Linked DNA regions of Homo sapiens: region 2 is linked to region 1. A link is an interaction called in ENCODE POLR2A ChIA-PET data of the cell type or tissue named here. Cell type or tissue: MCF 10A. All regions are shown on one strand.

The links. Peaks named below come from ENCODE experiments on the same cell type or tissue, not always from the same donor. Only the 100,000 strongest peaks of a DNase experiment are listed, where the experiment ranks them.
Region 2: POLR2A ChIA-PET joins it to region 1 with 5 read pairs; 8 of 35 experiments call an interaction of 5 or more read pairs at or near these places.

The regions. Positions count from the first base shown.
Region 1 is chr11:111,925,510-111,928,009 of GRCh38, reverse strand. It overlaps C11orf52 (chromosome 11 open reading frame 52), which reads right to left. Exons shown (of 4, transcript NM_080659.3): 3 at 2,296-2,357; 4 at 1,139-2,050. The coding sequence ends at 1,811. HSPB2-C11orf52 (HSPB2-C11orf52 readthrough (NMD candidate)) reads right to left here. Exons shown (of 5, transcript NR_037651.1): 4 at 2,296-2,357; 5 at 1,139-2,050. It also overlaps a transcript of DIXDC1 not described here. Among named protein-coding and RNA genes, the nearest start is that of C11orf52, 7.8 kb to the right of the region's middle. RefSeq lists a silencer at 673-912. In MCF 10A, no CTCF peak of the experiment used is centred here; a DNase peak (open chromatin) is centred at 939.
Region 2 is chr11:112,041,906-112,044,405 of GRCh38, reverse strand. DLAT (dihydrolipoamide S-acetyltransferase) reads right to left here. Exons shown (of 14, transcript NM_001931.5): 8 at 873-940. Among named protein-coding and RNA genes, the nearest start is that of DLAT, 18 kb to the right of the region's middle. In MCF 10A, no CTCF peak of the experiment used is centred here; no DNase peak of the experiment used is centred here.

The DNA of each region.
Region 1 (2,500 bases):
GAGTCTTGCTGTGTCCCCCAGGCTGGAGTGCTTTGGCGAGATCTCGGCTCACTGCAACCTCCGCCTCCCGGGTTCAATCGATTCTCCTGCCTCAGTCTCCTGAGTAGCTGGGATTACAGGCCCGTGCCACCATGCCTGGCTAATTTTTGTATTTTTAGTAGAGACGGGGTTTCACCATGTTCGCCAGGCTGGTCTCGAACTCCAGACCTCAGTGATCCGCCCGCCTCAGCCTCCCAAAGTGCTGGGATTACAGGCGTGAGCCACCGCGCCCGGCCAATACTATTATTGCCAACTTTTGTGTGTGCGTGTGCTACAATTTCATTTTCAGTACTCTACCAGTCTTTAATCATCCCTCTTAGGGACCAGCAGAGAGGCAGCGGTATCTGGGGAGAACGGAGAACAGATCGAGAAAGGGGAGTGCGTTACCCCTCCTCTCTAAGCTCTGAAAGTCTGAAGCAGAAAACTGCACACTAAGAATGTACAAGGCTGAGGGCGGTTTGGTCTTTGAAATTTTAGCCTCCTCTAACCCACTTCATCCTCGCCACCTCCGCGTGTCCCCAGTTTCGATGTGGATGATCAACTTGGGTAATATTTTTGTTACTCGCCACCTTTCAGCACCTACCTCTTAAATGATGGGTCCGTCTGGTTCAGCATCTCTGTCCCCAGCCCTCCTGAGCTCGGCCTGCCAGTGCTCTGGCTTTGCCGCGGTTTCCCGCTGCCATGGTGATGCGGGGGCCGGCCACAAGCCCCGCCCGACTCCAGCCAGCCAGAGCCAGCCCCTGCCGGCCTTGGTCCCGCCTCTGGCCCGCCGGATCCCGCCTCCTGCAGGCCCAGACCGCGCCCCCTGGACCCAGATCCCCCCCAACTGCCGTTCCGGATCCGCCTCACCAGGAGCATCCGACAAACAACCAATCACGGCATGGACACACCGCCCCAGGAACTGCGCCCTCTGCCAATGGTAGCCCGCCCCCTTTCTCCTAAACCCCACCCCCCTCCAGCTCCGCCTCCAGCCGCGGCCTGGGGGTGGGGCCGGAAGGCCTGTCTACTGGCTGGACTTTCGAACCGCCCTTAAAACTGGGCGGGATCCGCTGTCCTCGCAAGGAGCTTCGGGGCCCCGCCCCAGAAAACGCGCCAGGCATGTTTCTCAGGCCGTTTATTGATCCTAGCGGCCCCGCACCTGCGAGAGCCAACAGTCCCTCCGAGGGAAGTTTCCAGGCCTCACTGTGCTGTCGGTTATCACTGACTTGAGGTCCTGAAAGCGTTTCCTCCACGCCTCAGCCCCCTTCCCCCATTTGTCTGTTAAGGTCTGGAACCTGACTCAGCCACTGAGGAAATGGCCCAAGCCAGCCCTAGTGTCTGAATGTAAAAGCTCAGAATGCTTTTCCGGAGCACCTCCCCTTCAGCTTTGGAGTTTAAGGTGTGTGAAAAAGGATACCATTAATTAAAGTCCAACAAGATCAGCCCACGTGCTTATGGGCTAACTTTTTACCTGCTCTTTCTGCACTTTGCAAGAGCAGGAGCAACAATGGTGGGGTCGAAGACCTACCTCCCTGCACACTCCACCTAACCTCATGTGGATAGCTAAGTTTAGCTATCCACCCATAGCTAAACCAACTATTAACTCCAACCTAACAGTGGCAAGTAAGAGGCCAGGGGAGAAAATGGGACGCCCACAATTCCAGGGGCTTTGGAGTTCTTTAAGCTTAAAACGTGGACAACATCCCTGGGTTGCCACCCAATTCCCCAAAGCAGTAGGTTCTCCCCCACAGGTGTAGTGGTTAACGATGGACTGGGCCTTCCTCCCAAGCGCTCACACCAGGGTCCCGTTCTTGCTGTCATAGCGAGGTGTGGCCTGGGGGAAGCGAAGGGTCGCATACTCTGTAGCGTTTTCTAAATGCACGTGTTTCACTTCCCGGGCATGGGGACGGCTGCACACTTGAATGTCAGCATAATGTAAGTTGCTGTCTTCCGACATGAGGCCTGGACTCCTCTCTTGAGACCCTTGCTGCTGTAACACCCGTTCATACGTATGTCCTGTTGTTTCATGGCCCTGCGAGGAATGGATAGCATTAAGGGAGATTCATGGCTTGGTTTTGCCCCTCACCTCCAATGCAGGGGCAGGTCAACTGATGTCCCTTCGCTTTGCTCCTTTGAGCAAAGGACAGACAGAGGAGGACAGACAGAGCCAGCAAATTCTACAGGTGACTGAAATGTGTCTGTTGCAGTGCAAAAGAGCTGACTACTGGGATCCCATGTCCGAGCAGCCCCAGAGAGGGGACAGAGACCTGTCATTACCTTTGGGAGATTCTGCTGCAGCTGTTGTGGCTGCGGCTTCAGTGTCCGTCTTGTTTGGCTTCCTGAGGGGAAGAAATCCAACTTAAGTTTATTCTCTCTTCCCTGTCTCTACTGAGATTGCCTTCTTCAAATCACTATTAAACTATTAACGGCAGGCTTCTGTCTAATCCCCCTGCCTCCATTCTCACTTCTTTCATGTCTACTA
Region 2 (2,500 bases), 120 kb before region 1:
CTGGCCAACATGGCGAAACCCTGTCTCTACTAAACATACGAAAATTAGCCAGGTGTGATGGCATGCACCTGTAGTCCCAGCCACCTGGGAGGCTGGGGCATGAGAATCGCCTGAATCCAGGAGGCAGAGGTTGCAATGAGCCAAGATCGCGCCACTGCACTCCAGCCTGGGCGACAGAGTGAGACTGTCTCAAAAACAAACAAACAAAAAAAACCAAACACCAAAAACAACTCATTCAACTGTACTTTAAAATATTTTGAAAAAGAAAAAAAGAACAAATCTTTTATTTCAAAGCAAAAACCGATTAACTAGCTCAAAACATAATGTGGAATACATGTCAATGTAGTATATCATCTTTGATCTTGTATATAAATGATAGCACACAAATATCTAAATACACTTGGCCCTCCATATCCATAAGTTCTGCATCACTGGATTCAACCAAAGGCAAATCAAAAATATTCCAGAAAAAAACAGATGGTTGCATCTGAACTGCACAAGTACAGACTTTTTGTCCTTATTATTATTTCCTAAGCAATAAAATATAACAACTATTTACATAGTATTTACCTTGTATTTAATATTATAAGTAATCTAGAGATGATTTAAAGTATTTGAGAGGATGTGGGTAAGTTATATACAAATACTACACTATTTTATATAAGAGACTTAAGCATTTGCGAATTTTGGTATACAAGGGGGCTCCTGGAACCAACCTCTCATGGGTACCGAGGGATGACTGTATTATTAAACCACTGAAATTAGAAGAAAACAATCTTGGTTGAGCTATTTCGTTCATAAATAATGTATGAAATGGTCTAACAGGCTGTAGAGACAAACTGCAAAAAAAGTAAGAGCTACACATAACTCACAGGAGCAACTTTACTAGGCACAAAAGAGTCGATATCCTTCTTGGTGATTCTACCATCTGGTCCTGTCCCTGTAAGAGACATAAATATCACATACATGATGACATACCATTGGTTCCCCAAGGAGATCAACGCTGTGATCCTAAACTGCAAGCTCCTAAGGGTTTACTACCAAAAACATTCTGAAAGGTTCACAGCCTTAACCCTACCCCTTAAGGTGCTACCTACAAATACCAGCTTTTGTCAACTATTAATTTTAATCCACACAGAGTACCAGTGTGTGATCTGGAGTGGGTCTTTTCTTTTTAACTACTGCAAATATTCCTTTATGTATTTCTCTTTTAGAGTTTTATCCAAGTTGTACTTAATTTTTTTCATCTTCCTTACTTTTAAATTGGGAAATGTGGCATAAGGATAATGCCGAGCACAGTTTATATCTCCAAAAGGGAAACTAGCTGCCTCCTCCTGGTTAGCTCCAAAAAACCATTCCTAAGCCGTGAAATAGATTTCATTTGGGTTCTGGATTTATGTGACCATAAAGAATTCCTTTTATACAGAATTTACAGGTATAACAATAATTGTTTTGACAAATCAAGTCGATTTTTTCACCCCAAAATAGCACGAATAACTCTTTACTGCAATTATCTTATCTTTAGAATCATTCATTCCTTATGTGGTCTCTATGACTCATAGCTTTTTCACAGTAGCCAAGGCTCTAAACTGGCCCGTGTTAAAGGAAATGAAGGAAAAAGGTGCAATGTCACACATGAGGAAGGATCTTCAAAGTTCTCTCAGTAGGTTTAATTTTACTTATATTCAATTTCCTCCCTCCTCCCACCTACAGCCTCTTAGGTTTAATTTTGGACCCAAGTAGATAATCTTGACCTTTAATTCTACGGAGATTCAGAATTTAGTTATTATTATAGAATACCTTTTACACTGGCCCACTTCTAGGAAAAATTTGGTCAAACTGATTCATCTTCCCCCAAGGCAGACTTTAAAAAGGACTCTTGTTGTGTGTAGTTCTTCCCAATTCCTTTCCTTCATTACGAAAACTGAGTTGGCTAGGATTGTATTTATCCTCACTAGGAGCTCTAGAACAGAGGTGGTAGTACCCCTATTAGATTTCTCTCCTTTGTAAAAGACAGAAACCATAACCTCCCCTTACAACCAAGGCTGATCTAGACACCACAGTCCCTCAAGAGGAGGAAATCCATAGTACCACCTGCCTTATGCTAAGCTTCAGCCACCCACAAGAATTTCCTGACTTAGGAGTTAGTTGAAACCTTGTAAACCCTTTTCCCTATCTCTCTTGGGCGGCACAACAGGCCATCATAAAGCAATATGGTATAAAGGGAACAACACTGGACTATGGGTAACAAAAAGTAGGGATCTTGTCAAACATAAACTATATAAACGTTTCATCCATTTCCATGGAGCAACCAAAATGATCTTTTCAAAACATAATCATTTTATTTCACTTCTTTGCTTAAATTTCTCAATGGCTTCCTCAAGTACTTTAAATAAAATTCAAACTCTTTACCATAATCTATAAGGTCATTTATGTTCTCATCCCTGTTTTTTTCCAATCTCATCTCCTACTAGACCCTTTGCTCATTATGCTTCATTAA